Regions from separate parts of the Mus musculus genome. Here all the other regions are linked to region 1. Evidence: chromatin loops called from intact Hi-C (ENCODE). Cell type or tissue: left cerebral cortex. All regions are shown on one strand. Region 1 holds the start of Rbm33 (RNA binding motif protein 33). Region 2 holds the start of Insig1 (insulin induced gene 1). Region 3 holds the start of En2 (engrailed 2). Region 4 overlaps Rbm33 (RNA binding motif protein 33). Region 5 holds the start of Ube3c (ubiquitin protein ligase E3C). Region 6 has its middle 3.1 kb from the start of Paxip1. Region 7 overlaps Gm35223 (a long non-coding RNA gene).

The links. Peaks named below come from ENCODE experiments on the same cell type or tissue, not always from the same donor. Only the 100,000 strongest peaks of a DNase experiment are listed, where the experiment ranks them.
Region 2: it touches region 1 in a loop (2.3-fold over the local background); 4 of 42 quality-filtered maps call a loop at or near these places.
Region 3: it touches region 1 in a loop (6-fold over the local background); 2 of 42 quality-filtered maps call a loop at or near these places.
Region 4: it touches region 1 in a loop (5-fold over the local background); 3 of 42 quality-filtered maps call a loop at or near these places.
Region 5: it touches region 1 in a loop (14-fold over the local background); 3 of 42 quality-filtered maps call a loop at or near these places.
Region 6: it touches region 1 in a loop (4-fold over the local background); 2 of 42 quality-filtered maps call a loop at or near these places.
Region 7: it touches region 1 in a loop (2.3-fold over the local background); 4 of 42 quality-filtered maps call a loop at or near these places.

What each region holds. Positions count from the first base shown.
Region 1 is chr5:28,314,598-28,318,597 of GRCm38, forward strand. It overlaps Rbm33 (RNA binding motif protein 33), which reads left to right and starts at 2,592. Exons shown (of 19, transcript NM_028234.1): 1 at 2,592-2,813. The coding sequence starts at 2,771. It overlaps Gm35602 (a long non-coding RNA gene), which reads right to left and starts at 2,490. Exons shown (of 5, transcript XR_003955879.1): 1 at 1,897-2,490; 2 at 1-10. In left cerebral cortex, no CTCF peak of the experiment used is centred here; DNase peaks (open chromatin) are centred at 2,306 and 2,498; H3K4me3 peaks cover 2,446 bases; H3K27ac peaks cover 1,816 bases.
Region 2 is chr5:28,068,962-28,072,961 of GRCm38, forward strand. Insig1 (insulin induced gene 1) reads left to right here and starts at 2,451. Exons shown (of 5, transcript NM_153526.5): 1 at 2,451-2,834. The coding sequence starts at 2,477. The region is part of intron 1 of Gm35223 (a long non-coding RNA gene); the gene reads right to left. In left cerebral cortex, a CTCF peak has its summit at 2,496; DNase peaks (open chromatin) are centred at 1,340, 1,592, 2,280 and 3,057; H3K4me3 peaks cover 2,511 bases; H3K27ac peaks cover 2,312 bases.
Region 3 is chr5:28,165,138-28,169,137 of GRCm38, forward strand. En2 (engrailed 2) reads left to right here and starts at 559. Exons shown (of 2, transcript NM_010134.4): 1 at 559-2,047. The coding sequence starts at 1,390. In left cerebral cortex, no CTCF peak of the experiment used is centred here; DNase peaks (open chromatin) are centred at 87, 450, 1,258, 1,929 and 6 more places; H3K4me3 peaks cover 1,556 bases.
Region 4 is chr5:28,386,704-28,390,703 of GRCm38, forward strand. Rbm33 (RNA binding motif protein 33) reads left to right here. Exons shown (of 19, transcript NM_028234.1): 12 at 944-1,287; 13 at 2,800-3,114. Among named protein-coding and RNA genes, the nearest start is that of Rbm33, 72 kb to the left of the region's middle. In left cerebral cortex, a CTCF peak has its summit at 1,708 (motif pointing left); DNase peaks (open chromatin) are centred at 144, 518, 1,035 and 1,691.
Region 5 is chr5:29,567,802-29,571,801 of GRCm38, forward strand. Ube3c (ubiquitin protein ligase E3C) reads left to right here and starts at 1,441. Exons shown (of 23, transcript NM_133907.3): 1 at 1,441-1,779. The coding sequence starts at 1,714. In left cerebral cortex, a CTCF peak has its summit at 1,909; a DNase peak (open chromatin) is centred at 1,307; H3K4me3 peaks cover 2,001 bases; H3K27ac peaks cover 1,336 bases.
Region 6 is chr5:27,792,627-27,796,626 of GRCm38, forward strand. No RefSeq gene overlaps it. Among named protein-coding and RNA genes, the nearest start is that of Paxip1, 3.1 kb to the left of the region's middle. In left cerebral cortex, CTCF peaks have their summits at 764 (motif pointing right) and 1,511 (motif pointing right); a DNase peak (open chromatin) is centred at 1,503.
Region 7 is chr5:28,089,164-28,093,163 of GRCm38, forward strand. All of the region lies in intron 1 of Gm35223 (a long non-coding RNA gene), which reads right to left. Among named protein-coding and RNA genes, the nearest start is that of Insig1, 20 kb to the left of the region's middle. In left cerebral cortex, CTCF peaks have their summits at 1,588 and 3,354 (motif pointing right); no DNase peak of the experiment used is centred here.

The sequences.
Region 1 (4,000 bases):
CTCAGATAGCCTTTTTAAAAAAAAAAAACAAAAAACATATGAAAGTCTATATTTGGGTCTATGATTCCAGAAGGAGAGTTCATAATGGAAGGAACGACATGACAGCATGCACCCGGGGCAGGCAGTGGAGATACTGTCTCTTCAACAAGAAAATGTGAATGTAGAAAGCGTCTCTCCCTGGAGAACTATTGATCACTGAATTCCATTTCTTTCTTGTTAGAAGATTTTACTTTCTCAATGCCATAGCTATGTTAGAGCATGAGATTTGAGTCAAGATGGATACAGAGTTGAAATCGTGATTCATTTGTTGAAAGTGCAGATCCAGAGACTTTTGATTAATTTAATCTTCACTTGCCCCACTTTTTAATTAGTAAAATGTACGGCCCTTATGGAGGCATAGAGTGTGGAGCAAATGATCATTCCATGACTTATAGACTGCCTGTGCTTCTAACTTGCTTTACTTTTTGTGCTTTCAGTCACTATTCCATTTTATTTATTTGTTTGTTTATTTATTTAAGCCAATAGAAAGTCTTTATTATAGCTGGTCAGTGACTACACTGGGTGTTAGGTAGACGTCTTTGATCTCCACAAAAGACATTGTTCTCCTACTTCATTCTGTAGGTACACAAGATTTTTATTCACTCATAATTGAAGTGTTAGTTAACTCAGGTGAAGTGTTTCAAATAGAAACTATTCTTTTGGAATATAGGATTCAAAAGCCAAGATTTGGGTGTTAGGTGTCAATGAAGGCACAGTGTGTCTCCAAGGCCACCTAGGTACTCACTGAGGGGAAGGTGCCTCCTTGGCTTAAAAGCTACTGACCTATAGAAGCCAGTGTATCTAATAGCTCTGAGAGTTCCTTTTTTTTCGAGACAGGGTTTCTCTGTATAGCCCTGGCTGTCCTGGAAATCACTTTGTAGACCAGGCTGGCCTTGAACTCAGAAATCTGCCTGCCTCTGCCTCCCGAGTGCTGGGATTAAAGGCGTGTGCCACCACGCCGGGCTGAGAGTTCATTCTTAAACCCTCACGTTTAGATAGTAACCTCAATTAGGAAAGCACAGAGGGCGAGGTTCCTGTGAGGTATTTAAGGGCTGAGCCGTGCTCTGAAACCATTTTCACCACAAGCGTTGCAGTTTGGTTTCCTGGTTGACACTGAGCCTTTAACAGGTTTCTAGAGGAAGTTAGAGAGCTGACTGAAGTGGTATGTAGTGATAAGGAAAAGGGGGTGATTAAATCTGTACTCACAGCAAGTGATCACATCTCTAAATACTAGGTGTTCCTACATACAGGTTAAATGTTTTTCTAGTGAATGTTTCAGTACAGAATGTTTAGAGTTTCCTGTCCTGGAGAATTTCAGTTTTAGGTGAAATTAAGAAAACTACTTTCTTAAGGTCATAGCTATGTTAGAACATGAGATTTGAGTCAAGGCAGACATAGAGTTGAAATCCTGACTCATTCGAAGTGGATATTCAGTGGCCTTTGAGCAATTTAATCTTCATTTGCTATAATTGAGATGCACGTCTTTTTTCATGTGTAATACGTTATAAAGTATTATGAAGTAATTTTATCATTGTACCTATTTTTGAGAGGTCTTTCTCAAGACCAGCACTGATATTATCTTGAAAATATTCTCAGTTGGGTAGTCCATCCTGAACAGTGTAAAAATTAGGAAAAGGTGACAAGGGGTTCAAGCAGTTTAGATATGAATTAATGTGCTTTCTGACAGAAATCTAGTTAGTCAGTGAGGCTCCATGCCAGGCTTACTTTTATTGGGCAATGACTTCATGACGATTTTTTAAAAAAGGAATTTTTTTTCCTTCTGTTTCTTAAATGAACATTATAAAGCAGGGATTTTAGGGATTTTTTTTTTTTTTTATGAGGAAAAATTTCAATCACCTAAAAGTTGAATTTCACAGCAGACATTCTTTTAGCTCCCTAAGACTTTCCGGGAATGTGGATGCCCGCGTCTGGAATTCTCACTGAGCGGCGACCAGCCTCCATGCCGGGCCTCTCCAAGGGCCCACCTGCGGGGCTCCTCCGCCTTCCCAGCTCGCTTTTGCCCGAAACCTCGTCCTCAAAGCCGCAGGCTTGGGGACTTGCTTTAGGATGCTCTGGAGTCCGTCTTTGAGGTCGTGGTACCTAGTGCCACCGCCACACACCTCCTCTCCTTTCCTAAGACCCTACGCGCGAGGCTTTCCGCCAGCTCGCGCGAACGCGAGTGCGCGTGCGTCGATGTAGCGTTCGCGCGCCTCAAGCTTGGGGGCGCGGTAGCCAGACTCGGCCGTTAGCGTCTCCGGCCGCGCTTCGGCTCCACTTGCCACGGCGGCTCAGCCGTCGTAAAGCGCAGCCGCGCCTACTGCTGCAAGGCGATTTATGTCGACTTTACGGCGTGTGGCCGTCCACACTCCTCCCGCCTGAAGCCTCGGCCTTCCAGCCCGGCCGAAACTGTGTCTGTGCGCTGCTCTTTCTAGCGCGCGCCGCCGGGCACTCGCTGGCGTTCAGGCACCCGGGACCTTAGGCGTCCGCCCGCCGCCGCCTGGCTCTTCCGCCCGCCTTGCTCCCGGCGTGCACCGCGGCGCGGCCATGTTGCCGTAGTGTTGTTTTCTTCCTGCGGAGGCGAGGGTCCGCTGCGGACCGCGACGCGCGGGCCTCGCCTCTGCTCGCTCGCGGGCGCCGGCCCTCGCCGCTCCCCCGCCTCCCCGGCCCGCACCAGAGCCGTCGGCCTGCCAGGAGCTCGGGGGACGGCTGAAGGCCGGGCCCGGGGACCACCATGGCGGCCGCCCTGGGCGCAGGCGGAGGAGCAGGCGCTGGAGGTACGTGGGCCGCGGCGGGGGCCGTAGACCGGGCACCCTTTATGTAGGGCCTTCGTGCTGCCCCGCCACAGACGGAGCCGCCCCGGGCTTGCCGCCGCCGTTCAGGCCGGGAGCGCGGAGCGTTAGGCCCGAGGCGGCGACGCGAGGTCGGCGGCGGCCCCGCGACGGGGTCGGGGGGCCCTGGCGACTTCCAGTCTTCTTGGAAGATGCGCCCTGGGCAGCGGCAAGCAGCCTACTCAGTGTAAAAAGAATTTTGCGGTTTATTAGGGTGCTTTAAATAAACCTATTATCATCTAAGGAAAACTTGTGTTTGGCAGTATGCTTGAAAGGGATGAAGACCGTGTACAAAGGGTTGGTTACTGAACCAGTTGTTTGAGTATTTTCATTTCGCAATCGTAAACGATATGGAAAGACTAGCCAGTTATAAGTAAAACCACGTTTTGTTGAACGAGGGTTTTTTTTTTTTTTTTTTTTTTTAAAGATGTGGAACAATAAAAAAAATGACGTTTCAGGACTTGGATAAAAGACCCTCACGGTAAAATGTGGACAACAAAAGCATTTGCCAGCTAGTTCTGGCTATAGACACTTGAACTATTCTACATATTCCAGAGGTGTTAGTGATGCTTACTTACAGATTGGGGGTTGGGGTGGGCATGTTAAACAACCCTGCTTAGGAGTTCTGACCTCAAAACAAAAAACCCAAACGGCAGAGACTACATCCAGAATGCCATTTCTGGCAGGATGTGGTATGGTATATGTCACTGCCAGCTTACATAGATGATTTTTTTTTTTTTAACATGCAGATTCGAGGCTTTCTAGTTAAATGCTTAAAATACATTTTGTCTACTCTACCTGATTAGAGAAGGTAAAAACTTAAGGTTTTATATGTGAGTCTCAGTGTTATGGGAGCCCTTGGGTCAAAGCTGTTTTTAAAAGATGAAGATGATATTTTCATTTTCCATTTTTTCTCACTAGTGTGGTTTGGTTTTCCAGAGGCTGTGTGGCATGTGAAGACTTGACATGGATGGCTTGGGGACTATGCGCTTTTATGATCTTTTAAGTTTCTCATTTAAAACTTTAATAGTAAAAACTGATAAATATCCACACAAATAAAACTTGAGGGCTGTATATTAGTTTTTAGCCAGAAAGTTTGAGGGTTGTAATTTTAGAAGGCTAGATTGCCTTTT
Region 2 (4,000 bases), 250 kb before region 1:
GGCATGTGTGTGTCCAGGTGCATTTGTGCACATGCAAGTGGAGGTCAGGGGTAGATCTCAGCAGTCTTCCTCAATTGCTCTCCACCTCTTTTTGAAACAAGGTCTCTCTCCGAACTCAGAGCTCAGTTTTAGGTGTATGATCCAGCTACCATGCTCCAAGGGTCCTGTCTGCCTCCCTAGTACTGGGACAGACATGTACTGCTACATATGTGGCTCCTTGTGGGTTCTGAGGGATCAAACTCCGTTTCTTATTCTTAATCAGCAAACACGTTACTGACCAAGTCATTACCTCACCCCAGATATGATTCTATTTTCTGAACAGTCTACAGTGAGCAAGGGGTGAGACTACATTAAAATAGCCAATCTACTTCCTTATCTAGTCCGTTTTAAGAATTAAGTCACAAATGATCATTGGTATTATCCCAGGAAGAATGGCAGAGATATAGATAAAAAGCAATGGGTGGCTCCCAGGTAAGTTCTCAGTAGATGGAAGCACCTGCAATCAGCAAAGCTGTAATGATTAACATGAAGTGGTACAGTGAAGGGCCAAGGAGCTCCACCTCAAAAGCATCTCCCTAGCAACCCCACTCATCCTCAGGGCCAGAGAAGGGACCCCTGATCTTCCATTTCCAGTATGCATTAAAAACAAACAAAACAAACAAACAAAAACAAAAACCTAGCAGGCCTTGGGTATCATTTTTGATAGGCAGGCAGCCTCTCCAAGAGCCTCAGTTTGAACTCTTCTCTACCGTCACCCTACATTCACTGAAAGTGAGGTAAACTGCTCATGAGCCCATAGCAGCCCCCGTGGGACCCCCAGAGAACCAGGCCACAGGGTGTATCCTTCATGGTCCACAGGGCACCTTGGTCTGCATACCACAACAGCCACCAGGGTTTAAGCCCACAGCTTGCTTTGTCCCGGTGCAGATGAGCTGGTCAAGCAGCAGCAGAGGTTAGACTGCATTAATACTGGCTTGGGTAAGCAGAAGAAACAACCAAGTTGGTAACAGAGCAATTGTCTGAAGATATCAACCCCTGCCCCCAGGCAAGCATCACAAAAGCACACAAAGTATTATTAGAACCTCTTAGCCTACTTGGTAAGAATTATAACAAGAGGAAAAAAATCCGGGGGAGAGTCTGTAAAGACAAGCAAAATGGCTTGAGAAAAAGGGACTGAATTACATCTCAGTGCTCACAAGACAGATGCTTGGTGCTGGGGCGTGGGTGCAGGGTCTGGGACTGTCCCATCAAGCCAGCTTCCTGCAAGTGACTGGCATGTCTGTTCCTTAGGGCCAAGTTTCCTATGAGCGATGTGTCTGTTCCTTGGGGGCAAAATTGTGTGTATTTACACAGGTGTCGCTTTCTCAACATCTGTTTAGAGTACTTGCAGCTGATGATGGGTGGTAGAGGCAGCACCTGCTACATCCCACAGCAGAGACTCACTGCCTTTAACAATTTCCTATCAGCTGAAGCTGGGCAGGCCCTCCTGCTTTCTTGCTGTCAAAAAGGCTCCCATGTTGCTGTAATACACCATACAGTACTGATGTCCCCAACCCCCGTGTGTGTATGCCCATGAAACCTCACATGCATGGACTGGCCAGAGTGTGGAAAATGGCGAAGACCCAAGTTGCAACATTCCTTGAAGTCAAAACTGCTTCAAGCTCTTCCAAACAACGCATAGAGCCGCCTAAGAGAGGAGTGGACAGGCTGTGAGGGAAAGACAGCCAGGTCTCCACACCCGTGTCACGCTGGGAAAATGACAGCCCCCATGATCTCTGAGAAACAGCCTGCTTAGGAGGGTGACTTTGTTTTACACTTTTGGCACAAAGCCACATTCCTTACCTAAGGTCTCACACACACACAGTGCCTTTTCAGGCCTGCTCACCACCCTGTGGTTTTAGCCGGTGGCGTCTTGGCTAGGGGAGCCCTGGTCTGAGCTGTGAACCTGCAGAGCACTTGCCATTAGCAGCCAGCCCAAGCGATCCCAGGTCTTTTAAGCACTCAGGAGGGTTTGCGCTCCGGGTCCTTTCCTTCGGACCTGCGTGGACCTCATTATCTCAGAAACCGAGGTCCGGCAGCGCAATAGGGCAGCATCGGACCATCTGACTCGCTGGCCGCCCGCTCCGGTGCCCGCCCCGGCGCCTGCCCGAATAGCGCGCGCTCGAGCGCGTGCCGGGCACCAGCCCCACCCCCCCGGTGGCGTGTGCATACGTCATATGGGCCGCCCTCCTCCCATTGGCTCCGGCGGCCTCACCAGACCCCGAGCGGACAGGCGCGCGGACAGGGCGGGGCCGCTTGAAGACACGCCCCCCAGCAGGGCGCGCGGGCGGCGGATAGGCTGGGTGAGGTCACGTGGCTCCGGTGGCAGCCTGCCTTATAAGCGGAAACCGCGCGGGGCCGCGGCCGCTCCTGGGCCGTCCGGGCGCGGTACGTGTAGTGTCGTGGCGTGTACCTTCCATGCTGTGCCTGGACGCCGATGCCCAGGCTGCACGACCACGTCTGGAACTATCCAAGCGCGGGCGCTGCGAGGCCGTACAGCCTCCCGCGAGGCATGATTGCGGCGGCCGCTTGTCCGCAGGGCCCCGGAGTCCCCGAACCCGAGCACGCGCCCCGGGGCCAGCGAGCGGGAACCACAGGATGCAGCGCGCGGCCGGGCAGCTGGCACCACGACTTGGTGCAGCGGAGCCTAGTGCTCTTCTCATTTGGCGTGGTCCTGGCCCTGGTGCTCAACCTGCTGCAGATCCAGCGGAATGTCACGCTCTTCCCCGACGAGGTGATAGCCACCATCTTCTCCTCCGCCTGGTGGGTGCCCCCGTGCTGTGGCACGGCAGCGGGTGAGTGCCTTTCCTTGTTCTTGGGGTGGGGGAGGGGGATGAAGGGACACGTCAGCTGTTAAAGTCACCCTTGTTACAAGAAAAGGAGAACGGAGAGGGTAGGAAACCCCAGACGTTGGCGAGCGACAGGCGGAAGTTGGAGGGACTAGTGATGGAGATGAGGTCAGGAGATAATTGGCAGTTTAAGTGGAGGAGTCGCAGCTGTCTCGTTGAGCCAGAAGCCAGGATTGGCCGCCTGGAGAACTGGTGAGGGCAGCACCACGCAGCTATTGGCTGCCTGAGCAAACGTGCTACCTCGCTGGATAACTGAAAACAAACCATCACGTGCGCTCAAGAGGCAGTTGCCAGGGGACAGACTTCTCTGCCTTCTGCAGATTGTGGCTATCAGCCAAACCTTCTGGAACTCCGTGCCCAGTAGACTTGGGACAGGAGGAAAAAAGGAGCCTTTGGGCCTAAGCACACCTATGGTGTCACCTCTTAGGCCCAACGAAACTTGTAACAGTGCCACAGTCTTTTTTCTTTCCTTGATCATTTTGCTGCTTTTTGCCAAAAGTGTTGAGTAATTACAGTCCAACAGATCCTGCATAGTTTACAGTGTACAGCGTTGATAACCATTTGTCAAGTGTTTCTCCCCCCTCAGCCCTGCTTGTCCTTGTCCTGTCCTGTGTAGGTGGGCAGTATTTGCTCAGGTGCATCTTTCCTCCAATCTGCAGCCACAGGACAGCAGGAGCAGTGCCTGTCTGCTTTGAAGCCAGCTTTTATTGACTGCCTGCCTATGCTTTATATGCTGGGCTTGGGTGCTGTGCTGTAGCTGAGTCATGGGTTAAATGTAGGATGCAGGACACTTAACTGTTGATTTCCAAGGCTGCTTGCTCTCAGGCTCACCTGCAGCATTATGAGGGTCAGCCACATGACAGTTGTGTGCTTCTTGGTTGTTTTGGACTGGGGGTGGCCTCATTCATGCTAGGCAAATCATCTGCCACCAAACTACTATCCCCAGCATTTAAAAGTTCCTTGGGGAATAAGATGGAGATTTGAATTCTCTTTTCCTTACATATGAAACCTAAGGCTCTTTGAATTTGAAAGTTTATCTTCAACATGAAGCATCATGTTTGTGATGAAAGTTTAAGGGAACCCAGTAAACCAGTTTCTCATCTGAATATGAG
Region 3 (4,000 bases), 150 kb before region 1:
AGGTACCTGTGCTCTTGCCTGCCGATTAGGACTGCACGCTGCTGGGGAACCAAAGTGACAATTTTCCCCTCCACCAGCAAAGAAAGCGGGTCACAAACGTCCCTTTGTATCTCGGTACCTCATTTAATTTTATTTATGCATTTTGTGCAAGGAATTGTGGGATCTCACCACACCGTAAACAATATGGGAATGTTAAAAAATAACGATCTTTCGGCGCGTGTCCAGTTAGGCGTAGCAGTGACCTGGTGGGACTGTTCACAAGCTTCCTCAGCGTCTCTAACCGAGAGAAGATGAGGAGTGCGAGTGAGCACCGCTGACTCGCCGATGGATCTGGCTGGATTATAGGCTCCCGCGCCGGGAGCCCTGGGCACGGCCACTTTAAAGGGGGGAGGGGAGGTGGCGGCGGGGGAGGGGCGGCAGGCGGTTCCTGTCACCAAGCTGCCGCGGGCGCGTCACGTGGATGAGCGGCGCGGCTGCCATTGGCCCGAGGCACGTGTCCAGGAGACCGGCCCGCGACGTCACTTGAGGGGGCTCTGTTAAAAATAAGAACAAAAATCCAGAGTGAAAGTGTCTCAGGTTGCGCTAAGTGGCCTGAAATTTTCCCGAGCCCGCGCGAAAGCCGAGGCAGCGAAGGCGCGCGGACCGGGAGGGAGGGAGCGCAGGAGGCCCTGCCCGGCCCGGCCTCCCGCCCCTCACTCATGCGGCTCGGGCCGCGGGGCTGCGCGGGGCTCAGCGGGGGCGCAGCCGCTCGCCCGTGGGGCGCCCCGGCCCGCAGCGGGGCGGCGGCCTGGCGCGGGGAGCCCCGGGGCGGGCGGAGCGCAGCGCGGGCCCACGGCCCTCCATGTGCGTGCTGGCGGCTGCGGGCGCGCTGAGAACCCGCGCCCAGCAGCCTCGAGGGTCGGCCGGGACCGGCGGGTGGCAACGGCCGAGCAGTGGCTGCCCGAGCGGGCCCGAGCGGCAGTGAGCGCGGGCGGCGCGCTGCCTGCATGCGCGCGGCAGCGGCGGAGGCGGCGGCGCCGGAGCCCGAGGCTGCTGACCACCAAAAGGAGCGCGGAGTTGCACGGACGTCCCGGGTCCCCGGAGTGGTGCGGTGACCATCTAGAGTCCGGTGCGTCGCCAAGACCGGGACCCGCTTCCGTTGAATCGCCCGGCGTCCCTGCCGGCGGGGAGACTGGTGATTTGCTAACGCACTCCGTGGATCCGAACGTGGCTTGGCTCCGAGCGCGCCCGGCGACCTGTAGGACTCCAGCCCTGGCCACTGTCGCCGCTCGCACGCTCGGAGGACTCGGCTGCGTAGGAGCGCTCGGGGCTCGCTGTGTGCCGCGGATCGGCCGGAGATCGCTTTGGCGGTGGGCCGGTGGAGAGGCGATTTGGGATTTTCTGTGAAGTATGGAGGAGAAGGATTCCAAGCCCAGCGAGACGGCGGCGGAGGCGCAGAGACAGCCGGAACCCAGCTCCGGCGGCGGCTCTGGCGGCGGCAGCAGCCCGAGCGACTCGGACACCGGCCGCCGGCGGGCTCTGATGCTGCCCGAGGTCCTACAGGCGCCAGGCAACCACCAGCATCCACATCGCATCACCAACTTCTTCATCGATAACATCCTGCGGCCTGAGTTTGGCCGCCGAAAGGACGCGGGGACTTGCTGTGCGGGCGCGGGCGGAGCCAGGGGAGGCGAAGGCGGCGCTGGCACTACCGAAGGAGGCGGCGGCGGCGCAGGCGGAGCCGAGCAGCTACTGGGCGCCAGGGAGTCCCGACCGAACCCAGCGTGCGCACCCAGCGCGGGAGGAACGCTCTCCGCCGCCGCTGGCGACCCTGCGGTCGACGGAGAAGGAGGTTCCAAGACGCTATCACTTCACGGTGGTGCCAAAAAACCCGGCGATCCTGGGGGTTCCTTGGATGGAGTGCTCAAAGCCCGGGGCTTGGGCGGCGGTGACCTGTCGGTGAGCTCCGACTCGGACAGCTCTCAAGCCAGCGCCACTCTGGGCGCGCAGCCCATGCTCTGGCCCGCTTGGGTCTACTGCACGCGCTATTCTGACCGGCCTTCTTCAGGTGAGCCCATGGGAATCAGGCCGCTGAGGGGAGGCCCGCGGGGCTAGGGAGGGCGCTTCCTAGTAAACTTGCACGGAGGGAAAGGATCACATTTTCTCCTGCACACACACACACACACACACACACACTCCTCACCGAAGCGTCAAAGAGCAGCAGCCAGGCAGTTGGAAGGACACACAGACCTAGGACTCTGTTCTTCTCTCATCTCATCTCTCTCAGAGCCTCTCACAGACTCTCTCTCTCTCTCTCTCTCTCTCTCTCTCTCTCTCTCTCTCTCTCTCTCTCTCTCTCTCTCTCTCTCTCTCTTTTTCCTGGACCCTGTAAACTCTCTGCCATCCTCAGGCCCATAGTCCCCAGAACTGGTTATTCCAACTCTGGGTGCTCTCCTGCTCCATTCTTGGCCTAGTGTGACCGCTGCGAAGGAGCAGAGGAAAAACCACAAGAAAGCGGTGAAAACTGGGGCACCCTTTGCCAGTTTATCTGACGAACCCGGTAGTTCGTTCCATCCTGCAAGCCCGCGGCTTGGAGAAGGTGCAAAGATCTCAGAGCCTCCATCAGGCAGAAAGGAACCTTCAAGTGTTTTACGATGCTACCAAGAGTGAGAAGGTGGCGGCTTTCAGAGGGGGGTGTGAAGAGGTTCGGACAAATTTTCTCCATTCGTTTATAATTTTTAAGACCTCGTAGACGCGGGCCTGCGGTTAGAAAGCGCCATTAGCAATGAGTTTCATTTGTCCATGATCTGACTGAGCTGAGCGAGGCCCTGCACACCCCCAATCCTCAGCTGTTCTATGGGTGTCCTTTACTTATGTTCGTAGCAAGACTGAGTCGCTCTGGGCTGCCTTCTTGCAGCATCCTGTTTGTGTCTGCTGAAATCCAGTTTTTTTGCAGTTAGACCTGAAATTTGCTCCATTGTTCTCGCCTCCCTCCTTTGTTAATATTTAATTAACATATAGGCTCACAAAGCCGACTGGCCTTGAGTCGCGCTCGGCTTTGTGAGGAGCCAGCGAGTGAGTCCGCGCCATACCAAGCCCTGGCGGCCCTGGGGATCTTGCATGATGGCCCGCGTGGTTCGCCTCACAGCTTTCCTAGGCTTAACGAAATCCCTTTCCTGACTGTAAGTAACGTTTCTTTTCTGGGCATTTAAGAAAGAAAGTAGGGGCAGAGAGTATTTGCCGAGATTTGGTTCTGTTTTCTCTAAGTCCCCTAAGTGTTTGCCTTTTAAAAGAGAATTCATGGGAAGAGGAACCGAAAGTATGTTTTTCAGATGTTCTTTCTCAGAAATAGGAGTTTGCGGAGGTTGGAGTGTGTGTTGTAGGACACGAACCCCAGGGTGGAGGAGACTGGAGGACAGAGCCCTCTTTCCCAGGGAGGAAAGGAGGAGAGTTTGAGATCCGCTCCGGAAGTCGGGGTTCAGGTTTGAGCAGGCCAGGCCTCTCCCGTGGTCTCGCCCTCTTGTCCTAGAAGCCTCACTGGCCAGGTGTAAGCCAGGTCGTGGGTGCCGAGCCCCGCTCCCTCATCCTCAGCATGGATGTGAAGAGGACTGTATGGCGTGCGGGTGTGTGTGACCGTGGGTACACTTAAAACACCGGGTTTTGGATCTGCACTGTCCCGGATGTCCTCTGGTGCTCAAAGACCCTTTTGGGTTTGCCCTTTGGTAAGAGCGCCGGGATCTACTTGTCTGGAGGCCAGGGAGTCCTCAGCCGAGGCTTGCCGCCCCTGACTGCACTGCACTGAGTAGTGGATGGGAGAGTCTGGTACCGCACTGCCGGTTTCCTCCACCATCCCCGCAGCGCAGGGCAGTGCATTCCGTCCTGGCTGCGAAGGGGGATGGTCGGGCCTTCTCCAGCCTCTTCCGCTTCTAGCGGAAGGGGCCTTGATGGAAGGGCCCGCATGTCTCCAAAGTTGATTCATGCTTCTTGCACAGAGAAAGACCAGAAAGAAGGTCTCAAGTTT
Region 4 (4,000 bases), 72 kb after region 1:
AATTTGCCTCCCACTAGAAGATGTATTACAGTGATTCTACCAGTCATCTCAGTGGCTAAAATTAAACAGTAATTGGATCTGAAATATGACAGTCTTTTACAAAGAAGGCATGGTTTATAGAAAACAGCTCACAAAATCATGCCAGGATAGCTAAATCTAGGACTCTTTATAAAATACGACACTAACACTTGAAAATAGTGAGGCAGTTCCTGAAAACACTCATTGTAAATGTCACTTACTTCCTTGGATAGAGGTATGCGAGAAGAGCATAACCTAAGCTGTATGAATACAGGGCTTGGGCTGAGCTCAGAGCATTTCTTTCTCTGTGTAGGCCTGAGCCTGAGGCTTCTAACCTCTCTGTACAGTCTGATCTTCCAAGCTGACTGTAGATCTGCCGTCTTGTGCTTCTGGCTGAATGGCTCTACTTGGCCTCATAACTAACTTTGGCAATGCATTCTAATCTTCTGGCTCTTTCTCACTCTCTGTCTTGTTCTGTCTTTACCTGTGTCTAGCTTGTTCTCTCTGCAGTCTGTCTCTTCAAAAAACTGCCACACACTCACCACCCACTTTCCTCCTCAGTGCTCTTAAATAACCTGTCTTTCCTGTCTGTTCTTTGTGAGTTGAGTGTATCCTGTCTCTCACTCATTCTGTCAGTCTTTCTCTAATCCATCACTTTGCCCCTCAATTAGATGTCACTTTCAAAACATGGCTGCTCCATTCTACACACTAACCTCCTCTTCATTTTTAGGGATTAAAGGTGTGTGCTAAGGGTGTGTCCATACTCTAGCCAGGTCCTACTGTAATCCAGTAGGTATCAGCATTCTGGAGAGACCCTGCCTTAGCATGTGATCCTATGCCACAGCAGCCATGTTGCTGGATTAAACTTCCTCTATAGCGTATCTAAGAAGTGTTTCTAACTTGAAGGTAATGAATCACTATTCAGTTTCAGGTGAACCAAGATTCCCCAGTCATCTTTTTTTGGAACAGCGAAGTCCTCCTCCACCGCCGCCTCCTCCCACGCTCCTGAACAGCAGCCATCCTGTTCCTACTCAGAGTCCCTTACCGTTCACTCAGCCTGGACCAGCTTTTAATCAGCAAGGACAGCAGCCAGTGTTCCCTCGAGAGAGGCCTGTAAGACCAGCCCTGCAGCCCCCAGGCCCAGTGGGGATCCTGCACTTTAGCCAGCCAGGGTCAGCAACTGCCAGGCCTTTCATTCCTCCTAGACAGCCATTTCTACCCAGCCCGGGACAGCCATTCCTGCCTACACATGCACAGCCTAACCTTCAGGTATGCACATGAGCTAGCCTTGAAGGAAACCATGCCTCTATGGTGCTAAGTCTTTGTGTTTCATGAAAGAGAAGTTTCGGGTTTTGTTTCTGCTAACTTACAGTTATGTAAATGATAGGAGTAGTAGTCTTAAGTATACTGTTCATATAGCCAGCTCTTTTGGACAGTATTGTTTACTTCCTTAATACTAGGAAATGTGATAAAGTGATTCTTGTTTTCTAGGAACTGAACTTGGAATTTTAAAAGCGATGTAAGACCACTAACATTTAAAGTATTTAAAGCCCTGATAGTTTATCTTGTGTAATGCTTTTTTAGCATCCTATTCCTGCTCAGGAGAAACAATGGCCTTTCTTGGTGGGGAGAAAAAGTGTGCTCTTTCTCACTCTTTATATGACAGACTTGTGCGCCCTCTGCTGGTAGGCATTTACTGGCCAGTATAAGAATTGTGACATTTTTCCTATCATTCATATATATATCTTAATTATCAAGATGTATAGTGATCACGTGAGTTGCAAAGGTATTCCTTAATTCCAGAACTTGGGAAGTATTGTGTACTCAAAAAAGGTGGAGGGAGAGTTGGTAATAATATACTTGTCTCAACTATTTGGATACCCAGAGAATACAAGAATGTCTATTTAGAGACTAGAAAGATGGCTCAGTCATTAAAAGCATTTGCTGCCTCTCCAGAGGATGGGATCCAATCCCCAGCACATACGGGGTGGCTCACAATCATTTGTAACTCGCGTCCCAACGGATCCAAAGTCTTCTGGCCTTGGTAGGCATCAGACATGCCCAAGGTACATAGACATACATTCACCTAAAACATCCATACACATAAATAAACTATTGAAAAGTATATCTAAGCTGGCAGATAGCATAGCAGGTAACAACGCCTGCAGTCAAGCCTGATCACCTGAGTTTGAGCCCTGCAGCTTACATGATGGAAAGACAGATCTGACTCTAGCAAGTTATCGCCTCGGGCACATGTTCATGTTCATACTTATATACTCACATATATACATAGCTAGTCAAGCAACACGTAAATGACATAAAATTAAAAAGAATATACATTTAAGCTAGAAAGAAAAGATAACTATTTACAGTGTTCAAAACGGGTTAAATATTTTGATTTTTTAAAAATAAAAATAGAAATAATTTCTCCTTTGTTATAGAAATATTAGAAGATAGGTGAATCTAAAGAAATTAATAATTCCGTTACCATACAGCAGTTGCCGCTATGAACATGTAGTTGGAAAGCCTTGTGTCCTTGTGTCTGTACTTTCCCCTTGTAGACCCTTTGAGCATGCTGGGGGAGGTTGCCATTTATGATGACGCATATGCTTAGGCGAGCAAAGGTAGTGTAGTGTCAGCAGCCAATTGCTGCATTTATGATGGTGTTAGTTCTCCACATAAGCTTGTTCTCATGCTGGGTTTTTAAGGAAACCATTGCATTGAGATCTCCCTAGCACATTTATTAATAAGCTGTTGTTTCTCTTTCTTTTGTAATGGAAGGGACCCTTGCATCCTCCGTTGCCACCACCTCATCAACCACAGCCCCAGCCGCAACAGCCCCAACAGCAGCCCCAGCATCACCAGCACCAGCCGCCCCTTCAGCCTCCCCTCCAGCCTCCACACCAGCCTCCCCCACAGCATCAGCCTCCCCCTCAGCATCAGCCACAGCAGCACCAGCATCATCATCACCTTTCTGCTCCTCCCCCTCCTCTGATGCCCATGTCTCAGCCGCAGTTCAGGCCGCATGTACAGACTGCCCAGCCACAGCCCAGCAGCAGTCGGATGCAGTGTACCCCACATCAGGGGCTCCGGCATGTGAGTAACAGATATGGGTTAACTTGCAGGTTTTATGGGACATAATTTTTGAGTTAGATAATTTTTAGAGTATTTTGCAAAAAAAATTTAATTATAGATATTAACTTACCCTTTTCTGAGCCTTGAGTTTTCTGTAGTGATTAGATAGTACTGTCATTCTTTCAGTGCAAGGGGTTTAGCTTTTTATATAGATTATCGGCCCCTGTGGGTCCTGATTCAGAGCTTCCATTCAGTTATAGGAAATTAACTTATATTTGTTGGTGGTGTTACATTTTACATATGGTCTTGTCATCCATTGAAAGGAACTGGGAACTAGTAGGCTGGTATGAGAGTAAGATGTAGCTCCCTTCCATTGTCTTGTCTCACAATATCCTAACACAGTTCCTTTCTATGAGCCTGCGTCTTAGTCCTGTACTTTTATTCTAATAGTTTGAGGAAGTCAGTGAGTTGCTTTGAGCCTGTTTTCCTAATCCTGCCTCTTTATATCGTAATATGACTTGAACAAAACCTTTAAGGGATTTCTAGATAGAGGAGAGGCGTGTGTAGTCCTGTTTCCTTGTTAAGGTGATGCCAGAAGCGCAGTTCCTCTTTGTCTCAGCCATCTCTGATCCTTGACATGTGGGTTCTCTTCTCAGGCATGTCTCTTCTTGTGAAATAACTTTGTGGCACCTTTCTCCTCCAGAAAGCTTTTTATAAGATTAAAACAGAGCGTTGGGTTCTCCTGTTCCATTTTAAACGTAGGTAAAGTAGAAACAATGTGCCATTGATACAGTTGGGTCCTTGAGGCAGGCAGAGTGAGGTGTTATTTATTGCTTGGCCCAGAATGCTGTTAAAAATGTTAGTCCATATAACGAAAAATCACTGGGTTTGACTTTTGTAAGTGGAA
Region 5 (4,000 bases), 1.3 Mb after region 1:
GGTACCCATATAGTGGAAAGAGAGACAAGTTGTACTCTGACCTCCACATGCACATCATGGCATGCACCCTACCCCATAAACACTAAGTAAACTAAAATGTACATTTTTTTAATTAAAAAGAGGACTGGCTTGTATGGTGGTACAGATCTTTAATCCTAACACTAACAGGCAGTGGATAGAGGATCACTGTGAGGTCCAGGCCAGCTAGGGCTATACAGTGAGACCTTATTTCAAAAACAAAAAATTAAACTGTGCTGGAGACATGGCTCATAAGTTAAGAGCACTTGTTGCAGAAGAACTGGTTTCAGTTCCAGATCCTACATGGCAATTCCAGTTCCAAGAGATCCAATGCACTGTCTTGTACCAAGCACACACACATAATTCACAGACACGTAATATACATGCAGGTCAAATATTCATACATATAAATAAATCTTTTGAAGAAGAAACAAAAACAAAGCAAAACAAGATGTCTTCTATCATGTGCACATGGTAATGCATGTGTATGTGATATATTTATGTATCTGTATATATACTTGTGTATACACAATATACATAACATATATGTATGTACACAGAGCATATACTATATAATACTGTGCATGTACATGACATATATGCATAATATATATTTTTTTTATGCATGCCATGGCATGTATTTGTGTTAAACTCTATGTATATGCATACTGTTTTATGCATATGTATATGTGTATATATGCATGCATACATGATATATATTTATGTTGGTTTGTATGACATATGTGTATGTATATATGTTGTATATGACATCGATTCATTTACATTACTTTGTGTATATTTATGTTTGTGCTTATGTATATGTAATAGCACGTTTTTATACATGTACATACATATATTAAACATGCATAAGTGTATAGATATATGATAGGGTATATTTGTGCATTATGTATTTATGATGCATTTATACATTTGGCATGCATTTATATATATATATATGAATATGTGAATATATATATGAATATAACTTTCATTTGTTGGTGTGCATTTGTGTATTTGTATGGTGTGTGTTCACGAATACCTTTGTTCGTATAACATATATTATTCGTCTCTGTCTGTCATGGTGTAGAGTCTCTGCATTAGTAACCTGTTCCCCCACATCTAGCTGGAGGGTGAAAGCGGCCTCTTATGCAGGGCTTCCGGTCTCCAGCAGTGCGCGCGACCCGGTCGGCGTCAATGGGCGGCGGGCGGCGGAAATCGTCTGGTGGCATGACGCACGCGCGGAAGGATGTTGCACCCGCGGAGCCGCGCACGCAGGCAAGTCCAAGGGCTGCCGGGAGGAGCACCGTATTATCGATGGCGGCCCTGGCGTCGGTGCCCGCGCTCGCGGGGGCTGCCGGGAGGAGCGCCGCGCCGTCGATGACCGCGCACGTTCACGGGACCGCGCGCGCAGTGCGGGCGGTCACCATCTTGGTACCTACGGCAGCGCGGTGCAGGCGCGAGTCGGGGCGTCCCTCGCTTGACGGTGGCGCGCTGTGGATAAATAAGCAGCGGGGACAGGCCGGCCTCCAGCGTCGCCGCGCTCGCGCCCGCGTGCAGGGCGGAGAGCGCTGAGCCTCGGGGGGGGCGGCGCGGGACAGCGAGGCCGCGACCCTGCCGGGCCCCGCCCAGCCCGCCGGGCCCGCCCCCGGCCGCTCCGCTGCCTGCCGGGCCGCGCAGATGGGATAAGCGGCGAAGATGTTCAGCTTCGAAGGCGACTTCAAGACAAGGCCCAAAGTGTCTCTCGGTGGCGCGAGCAGGAAGGTGAGGCGGTGCGGCCCGAGGTGTTAACCGAACCCGGGTCTGACAGCACCCAGGCGGCGCTGCTCCGCTGTAAGGTGTGGAGCGAGCTCCAGCCGGGTGCGGCTGCGGTGCAGTCCTGACAGGTTTGTGAGGAGGCTCCAGAGGAGCGCTGTCGAGCCGCGGACTGAGCGGCTGGGTCATTCATTGCGACCTCGCGGCCGCCTGCCCAAGGGCCGCAGTTTTGACCTGGAAGCACGTGCACTGGCAGTCTGGCTGGGGGCGTTACACAGTTAGCTGTCCAGCAGGGCGAGGCAGGTGCCCCCGCCCCCATTCCGCCCTTTAAGAACTCTTTACAAGCTATAAACTTGACATACCCGCTCCTCACAAAGCTTGGAGTGAGTGCCTTGCCCTCAAGAACAGCTTAGGGAAGAGTCCCTCGTGCCTGTGAAGTGGGAGGGGGCAGGTAGGACAAGGTCTTTGTAATCTGCATCGCGCTTTAGCTTGCCCCACTCGGAGCAATACAGAGTTTTGCCTGCCTGAGGCCTGAGGCCCCGGTCGCTTTTGGACCTTTGCTTGGTGATGGTTTTGACACTGGTCGGCTTTTTGGGGCTGTCTGAAGGATGAAGGCAATCGGCCGTGATGCTCTAGGCCGAGCCCGGAATCCAGACAGGATCCCTAGAGTTGTTAAAAGGATTTTTTTTTCCCATTAGGCGAAATTTTAAAGCTTTATTTTAAAAATTTATACATATGAGTGTTTGCCTGCATGTATGTAATGTGCACCACAGGCTTGCTTAGTTCCCGCAGAGGTCAGAAGAGGGCTTCCGATCTCCTGGAACTGGAGTTAAGGACACTTGTGAGTTGACATGTGGGTAGTAGGAAGAAAACCCAGACCCTCAGTAAAAGCAATAAGTGACCTTAACTGCTTAGCCATCTCCCTAGCCCTTTAATGTAAAATTTTTTGTCTTTTTTTTTCCCCCAAATTATTGTACGTTTGAGAGCAGTGTTGCTGAGCCTTTGCTCCAGCTTCATTTTATAAAGGATTTTTATCTGGACACACATTTGTAAATGGTCACTCCTGAAAACGAATGTCCCATCCTACCCATAATTGTTCTTCACCAAGCAAACTGCTTTTCTGACCAGTTTCTACAGGTCACTTTTAACGTTGAGCTTCGTGCAAACGAGGTCAGATGAAGCTTGGTCAGCCTCTGTGCCTTGCTTCTTGAGCTAGGTGCTTTCTTTGATAGATTCTTCCATCCCACTGTGTCCCTGTTAGTTCAGGACCTGAAAAAACCATAATTAACCCATCCTGGTTTTCATGGGTGCTTTGGTGGATGTTGCTTACACTGTGTTCTGCTGGTGCACACTGCCCGTTACTTCCCGAGTTGATGTGCCCACTACCCTACAGCCAGCAGTCTGAGGGCACCACTGACTCAGATCCTGGCCAGTAAGTGATATTAAGAGTCTTTGGAATTAATGGCCATTCTAGTATACTTCATTCATGTCTTAAATTATAATTTGAAATCTTTCCCTTCTTCAGCTTAGTGGAAAATTGATCTTTTCCTTTTTCAAAGTTAATGAATATTTTTATGTTTATTATCTTTAAGAACTATATGCTGGAAAAGTCCAAGACTTGATGAGTTTATTGGGGAGTTTGTTGGGGAGATAAGATTTAAACCTTGAAAAGTTATGGTGTACTAATGACTGGTTTTTTTGTTTGTTTATTTCAATTGTTTTTGTACTTCTTTCAGGCTAATACAGAAACACAGAATTGGTTGACATGCTCTAGAAAGGTGGGAAGTAGTAGGATGGGTTTGAAGGGACAATGTAGAAAGTTTGAAGTAGGTGTGTGGTGGGTTCCAGTGCTTCAGTTCTACCATTATCTACATGTATATTGTTTGAGACAGGACCTTATACTGGAATCCGACTGGCCTCAGACTCACTGTGTAGCCCACTCTGGCCTCAGATTTATGTACAGTCCTTCTGCCTCTGCCTTCCAAGTGCAGGAATCACAGACAGGAATGCAGCAACAGGCCCAGCTCTGGGTCAGTGCTTCTGAAATCAGGATACATCCTCATGGCACAGTTTATTTGGTAGCTTTGTGTGTGTATAGAAGACTATCTTAGTAGTCAGTTTGATTGCAAGTACAAAAATCCATTGAAACGAAGTGCAGAAAAGCAAATAAACAAAAAGCCTGTGAGAGGCATGATGATATTTCATAAAATGTGCAAGTCAAAAACTGTCC
Region 6 (4,000 bases), 520 kb before region 1:
TGTACCTTGTGGTTTCTGGGATTTGAACTCGGCCTTTGGAAGAGCAGTCAGTGCTCTTAACCGCTGAGCCATCTCCCCAGCGCCCCCCCCTCCCCCCCGGGTGTTGATGTTCTTATAGTCTCAAACGAACTCAGAGCAGAGCCATTTTGTTTTACAGCGATCAGAAAATAAGCACCCTGTTTAAGTTGGATAAACTGAGTTCAGTTAGGTTAAAAACAAATGGCTTGGCAATTAGGATCATTTACTGCTCTAGCAAAGGACCCAGATTTGATTCCTGACATCCACACGGATGTTCACAGCCACCTATAACTTCAGTTCCAGGAGCTCCAATACCCTTCTGGTGTCTGAGACTATTACAAGCACTGGGTACTACAAGCACAGGCAAAAAGTGAATGTGAAACTAGAAAACACAGTAATGGGAGTACAGTCCCCTCTGCCATGAGAAACCAAAGGAGATGATTGAGATAGTATTTTCTTATGGCGCTTTGGAAGTCAGTAGAGTGTGTGTGCATGTGTGTTTCTATGTATGAATGATGTATGTGTATGAGAACTTCCAGCTGTCTGCACCTCCAGTTACAAGAGTTCTGAAGCCCTACACATACAAATTATGCAGGCAAACGAACTAAAAAATCTTTAATAAACTAAAAATACATTTGGATAAGTATACAGTGTTTTCATTTAGTTGTTCTGTTTAGGTGACTACACACCCAGTAAAGTTAGGTATTTTTTTAAAAAGATTTATTTATTTTATGTATATGATTACACCACCATTGCTTTCTTCAGACACACCAGAAGAGGGCATCAGACTCCCTTAGAAATAGTTGTGAGGCACCATGTGGTTGCTGGGAATTGAACTCAGGGCCTATGGAAGAGCAGTCGGTGCTCTTAACCACTGAGCCACCTCTCCAGCCCAAGTTAGGTATTACTAAGTTCAATTTAAATGTATAGGCTGCAGCCTAGCTTCTTAAACTTTATATCATGACTCCATTTGCGGATCAGAAAATAATTGGCAGCAGTAGAAGGTTTCCAAACATGCAAGGGTCAAAAATTATTTTAAAAAGTGTGGTAAATCCAAGGTGTTTCTGGTCATGCTGGCCCATGCCGCACTGTACCCCTTCACGAAGCCTTGGTTCTGAAACAACACATGCACTGTGTATTCAGGGGTCATATGATACAGGGCCAGCAGATGCTGCGGAAACACCTCAGCTCAGATTCGGGACTGCTGTCTCCCATGAATTCCAATGTTTGTACTGTACATACAGAATTTTCTGCTTGTACAGAAACATAATGGCTTAATTTCAGGAAACAAAGACTTATTTCCCAAGTAATCCATGCCTGTCAATTAAAACCAGCAACCAAACGCCTCCTCTTGTACTCAGGAAGCCCCAAACACTAATTGGCAGCCCTGAACTGTCTCATGTTGCCTGTGTCAACCTTTTTGAAAGATACATGTAAAAGGGCTGGGGGATGGGATGGGTGCATTTCACACTGCTGTGCTGGAGATGACCAGCAGAGGGCATCCACCCTAGGGCTGGAATGCATGTATGGTTGTGTACATGTAGGTGATAGAAACCAAATTTGTCCTCTGCAAGAGTAGCAAGCCATGCAAAGTATTGAGCCACCTCTCCAGCTTCCAACCCAACCCACTACTTCCTGACCTGTGCTGTCACTTTGCTTTTGACTAAAGCTTCTTTACCACTTTGCAAATGTGTATGTGTGGTTTTTTTTTTTCAATTCCTTGACTAAGATACCAAAAACACAGAAACACCCTGTCAGAGACTGACCATCAGTAGCCCCTTGAGTAGGAGAAGAACAAAGGACTTGTTCTGCCCACTCTGCCTCCAGGGCCCATCATTTCACCCCAGGCTTCTTTTCTACCCTTGCATCCATCCAGCCCTAGTGCCCCTTCATTCCCTCTGAAGATGATCCTGACCTCAGCATGCTGCTTCAGTTATGCATCCCACAGATGGACATGAAACAGGGACAGTGAGATGTGTTTTATTAATATGCCTACATCCAGAAACTAAGAAATAATATGCACCGGTGAGCCTGATTCTGATAAGAAAGCACAACAAGAGACCTACAGATGAGGGTTCTGTGTGCCAGAAGAGCTGGGGAGAGTTGGGTTGTGTGGGGGAGAGGTTCATTCCCTTTTCTTAGGTAGCAAACCTACTGTTTAAAACAGGGCTTGGTGGTGCTTACCTATAATCCCAGAACACAGAAGGTGGATGCAGAAGGGATTGAAGTTCAAGGCTAGCTCAAGCTATATACAAGGCTAGCCTTGGACAACACAAGAACCTGCCTTAAAGAAGAAATGATAGCTAACATGTAAAGGAAAACAGGAGGATGTGAATACAAGCTTCTCAAGGCACTCATTCAAGTGCTATGGCATACACATATACAGTTGAGGTGGCATTGAAAGTCATATGCTCAAAAAATTGAAGAGATTACTTTTAAAAAATTATGTAATACTATATAGCTCAAACTTTAACATGTTGTTGACATCAAACTTTTGATGTTCCTGTCCCCACCTCCTGAATCTGTGGGAGTGTACCACTACAGCTAGATCGGCTGCTGCTTATCTACAAGACCTTCCTTAATGACTAAGATTGTCAGGTGGGGCCAGGCAAGGTGATTTCCAGGTCACCCTTGTTTACATCTCGAGTTCCAGGACAGCCAGGGCTAGACATTGATCCTGTGTCAAAGAAAGAAAGAAAGAAAGAAAGAAAGAAGGGAGGGAGGGAGGGAGGGAGGGAGGGAGGGAGGGAGGGAGGGAGGGAGGGAGGGAGGGAGGGAGGGAGAAACTGTTGTGTGGCTATATGCCCATGAATCTCACTTAGAGATTTACAGGCTTAGACTTAGACAAGACTCTTCAAGGTCACAGGAATATCAACAGGACATCTTTTTGATTATAGACATGGCTCCTAAGTGAGATTTCCTTTTTGAATTTTAATTGTATTTATTTATAAAATGTACGTGCATGTTTGGTGTGTGACAAATTGGGATTCCTTTCTATTGTTCTGATAAAATGCCATAACCAAAAAGAATATATAGAAGGGAAAATGTCTTTGGGTTTACAGTTTTGAAGAGAGAATCCATAACGGCAGGGAGTCACAGCAGTAGGTAGCAGGAGTTCACAGTTCCAAGAACAAGCCAAAGCAGAGAGTAAAGAGGAAGGGAAATAGGGCTATGACGTCTCAAAGCCTGCCAGAGTGGCATTCTTCCTCCTAAAGGTTCCATAACCTCCCTAGACAGCATCATCAATGGGGGATGGAGTGTTCAAGTATGTGAACCTGTGGGAGACATTTCTCATTCAGACTGCCAGTGCACACGTAGCTCACTATGTATGTAGAGGTCAGAGATGACTCTATGTTGTTCTCTTCTTCCACCTTTGTCCATAAGTTCCAAGGATCAAACTCAAAGATCAGGGCCGTGTAGTGAGCATCTTTATCCTTTGAGCCATCTGCCTGGCTCTTTTTGTGAGAACTCTTGGTTCTTAGCCATCGGAGATAAGGGAACCCCTTTGCCTGCCATTCCTCATTTTCCTGTCATTCTATCCGGCCTCAGTTTCCTCCTCTAAGACTTTGACTACTCAATCTTAAGGACTATTAATGGCTGAAGTTCTATTTCCTGGGGGTTCCTTCTGTTGAATTGGAACATAGGGTCTACCTATTCAGAGTAAAAGTCTCCGCCTGCCTGATCTAATTAAAACAGGAAAAGTCCTTGTAGGCATAAATTTTTTGCAACTTAATTTTAATAAGGGTTCAACCTCTCCTCTAGCCCTCCACTCATCAGAGGAAGTGGAAGAGAAAAGGTATTAGGATATGGAGGAAGTAGACCTGTTCAGCAATGGTTCTTTGGGAACGAGTTTGATCTTTTTGGACAGCAGTTCAGTCCCATAACAAACACCAAATACAACTCAGCAGCTGCAGAGCAGCCCTCTAGGCAGGCAGACACCATGCATGAACCAGCAGCTGAAGTCCAGTCCTTTCAGCAAGCA
Region 7 (4,000 bases), 230 kb before region 1:
ATAAGAAAAGCAAACTTTTCCTCTCCAAGTCGTCTTTGGGGAGTCTGCTTTATCACAGCAAAAGGAAGGACATTGGGATACCCCTCAACACAACCAATTACTTTTTTCCTAACCATCGAGACAGACGCGAAGAGTAATTGTTATCATTACCAGGTTTATGGTTTTCTTTAAAGATTCTCCCATGATCCTCCACCCCCACCCTCAAGAGCCTCACATCCTAATCTCTAGGACTCCATCCCAGGGGCTGAATATGCCATGAAGATCGCCTTACACATCAAAGCAAAGCAGCTCATCAGATGTGGTTAAATTAGGTCTATCCAGATGTTGGGTCTAGACTCTGAGGTTTCTAAATGCAGCCTTATACATAGCAAGGACAAAGCAATGTGCAGGTGCAGCTGAGCTACGTGAAGACTCTGGCCTTGGAGGCTGAAGAGGTGTGGCCAGGTGCTAAACCAGTGTCCACCCAATGTTGAGAAAGGCAAGGGGCTACTCCCATGAACTACTCTTTGTGAACTGCCAGCATTGTGGTCTTCCTGCCTCCAGCCTATAGGAGAAAAACTGCTGAGGTTACCTACCCCAGAGCTCATGGGGACTTCTTGCAGAAGCCACAGGTACTAACAAACACCCATGGCAAATGCCACCCCTCCAACCACCAGCCTGTTCCAGTTCAAGCAGTATATAACATGGCAGAAAATAGCTGAAGTTCTTAGAAAATCAGTATACCACTACGGTCAGTCAGGCTTTGAGTCGAACATCCAACTCTCATGATGTAAGGGCCACCATGCAACACCCCAGAGAGTAGTTTCCTAGTAAAACCAAGAAAACCAAAAAACATTTGCAGTGCTTAGTGCATAGGGCACTCAGGGTGTTGAGTCTGAGGGCACATGACAAATAATGCACTTGCAAACACATGACACATAACACATGACACATAATGCACTTGCAAATGCAGAGTGCTGCTGGGGAGGGAGCCCTTATAGACTCCCACTGTCCCTTAAGGAGACAGTGACTTTGAAGGCCTGTGGAAATGAAGACACTGGTTACTTTGTATCCCTAGAACACAAGGCAGCTGCCATCACTTTCTGTGGTTATGCAGTAGAAGCTAAATCTTTTGTTCCAAAGTAACCAGAAGAGAAAAGCTTCTCTCCCCTCCCTCCCTCCCTCCCTCCCTCCCTCCCTCCCTCCCTCCCTCCCTCCCTCCCCCCTGTGTCTGTGTGCATGTGTGTTCATGTGCCTGTGTGTATATATATGTCTGTTCATGTATGTCTGTGTGTGTGTGTGTGTGTGTGTGTGTGTGTATGTCTGGGTGTATTCTGTGTGTTTGTATGTGTGTGTCTCTGTATGTGTGTGTGTGGGGTCTCAACAGCTAGCTGTGTGAACAAATACCAGCAAGGTCCTAGATGAGGCACTGCTTAAGAAAAACTTTTCCAGAAGTTGAAAGTTCAGGAATAAAAATCCACAGATTTCCTCTAGGGTTCACATGAACCTGCTTGCCACAGCTCTCACCACAGTCTGTCCTGACCAGTTTTTGGATGGCTACAAAGCAATTCTGACCCGAAGGAGTCCAGAGGAATGGTGCCCTTGCATATGGCTCCCTCCAGTGTAGAGGGATGTAAGTGACTTAGGTAGTTTAGCCAATGATGATGACTCAGTTGTTTACACACACACACACACACACACACACACACACACACACCAGCAAGGTCCTGGGATCTGTCTGACCCTACTCCCCAGTACTGGGGTTACTGAGTTTTACATAGGCACTGTGGATTTGAACTCAGATTCACATACTTGTATGGCAAACATTATTTACCCACTGAGTCATCTCCTCAGTCTCTACTACATATATCTTATGCATCATAATTTTTAAATTATAACAATTATTAGAAAGAGAAAAATGTGCATGTCAATCATATCTCTTGACAACCCAGGATATACCTGTGCTTGCTACCGCTGACTGCCTCCTTTTTGTCTCAGGCTCTTCTGCCAGCTCAATTTATTTTCAGGGCTCGCTGGGGACCGACATGGTTTCATCGCCAGTACATTGTCACTTCCCTTTCCCAGCGCACTCAGCTTGACGATGACAAAGTGTCAGCTCCCTTGTTAACGTTCCATCTGAGTCTGGTGTTTCCATCAGGTAGGGAGTAGCCCCTCTAGCAAGAGGACCCCCCCCAATAATATGGGTCACAGAACAGAGGGTATGATGATTCTTGGTTGTGTAACAGGCAGAAGTATTTGATGAGGTTCCAAGCTGAAGTCCATGAACAGGGTTCAGGGTCACAGTCTTCCCCTTAAGCTAGGGACATGGAATGCATCTGCCACTATGTTACAGGATAAAATGCATCTGTTGACAAATGACCCCTGGTCACATGTGGTTGTGCCTAGTGACAGGGTCTTTAAAGAGGTAAAAATGTGACGAGCCCTAATCAATGCAACTGGTACTCTTGTATGAAAAGATGAGGACACAGACATGCATTGGTGTGACCACGAGTCACAAACAGAAATGACCACCTAGGAACTAAAAGAGAGAGGCCTCTCGGGTAGCAGCCCTGTCCACACCTTGGTTTTGGAGTTGCATACTCCAGAACTATGAGAGATGAATGGACCTAGCCACCAAAGCAAACCGATACATACTTCTCCGGATGCTGCTGCTCTGAGGAGAAAGCCTACAGTGGCTCCAAGTGAGTTGAGAGATGAGATAGCCTAAGTTAAGAAATGAGATAGCCTGGGTGCGCTCCCACCTTACTCCTACGGAGGAAGGGATGACCCAGATGGATGGGTAGTCTCCCAGAAGTGTGTGAGTCTGCTAACCATGGGAACTGCAAGCATTGTTGTGATCTGGTTAGTGATGACTGTGATACAGACAATGCCACTGCCTGCCTCACTAACGAGAATCGCAAAAATATAAGACATGTTTAAGAAATTGTTTCTTGCCAGGTGTGGTGATGCATACTTTTAATCCCAGCCCATGGGAGGAAGAGGAAAGCAGATCTCTGTGAGTTCAAAGCCAGGCTGGTCTATATAGAGAGCTCTAGAACAGCAGAATAATATAGAGAGACCCTGTCTCAAAAAAAGAAGAAGAAAAGGAGGGGGGCTCTTAAGGCTGGGAAGATGGCTCCTCAGTGGTTAAGGGAGACTACTGCTCTTACAGGACCCAGGTTTGGTTCCCAGCACCCACATCATGTGGTGCACATGTGCCTATACCTCCAGCTCCAGGAGTGTCTTATTTAGGGTTTCCATTGCTGTGAAGAGACACCATGACCAAGGCAACATTTTCTTTAATTCTTTTGTTTGTTTTTTAAGGTTTACTCATTTATTATGTATGCAGCATTCTACTTGCGTGCATACCTGAATGCCAGAAGAGGGCGCCAGATCCAATTGCAGATGGGTGTGAGCCACCATGTGTTTGCTGGGAATTGAACTCAGGACCTCTGGAAGAACAGACAGTGCTCTGACCTCTGAGCCATCTCTCCAGCCCTCCAGAGCAACTCTTATAAAGGCAAACATTTCATTGGGGCCGACTTGCAGTTATGGAAATTTAGTCCATTATCATGGTGAGAAGCATGCTGCATGAAGGTAGACTCCATGCTGGAGGAGCTGAGAATTCTACATCTTGATCAGAAGGCAGCAAGGAAGAGATTGGATGTGTTTCACACTGGGCCTAGCTTGAGCATTTAAGACCTCAAAGCCCCACCTCCACAGTGACACACTTCCTCTAAGAAGACCACACCTCCTCCAATAAGGCCACACTTCCTATGGCCTCTTCAAACCACCACAGGGGGATCTGAGACCTTGGGGATTCACATTACTCAGAGAGACACATATATGCATGTATAATTTAAAACTTAAAACCTAATCTTTTTTTAAAAAATAAAAATAAATAAATTGCCATCTTACAGGAGAAGCTTGATACAGCTTGGTGGGTAGAGAATTCTAGAAAGTTCCTCCATCGGCCGATGCCTTCCTCCCACCTCACAATAGGTGAGGGGACCCACTTGGG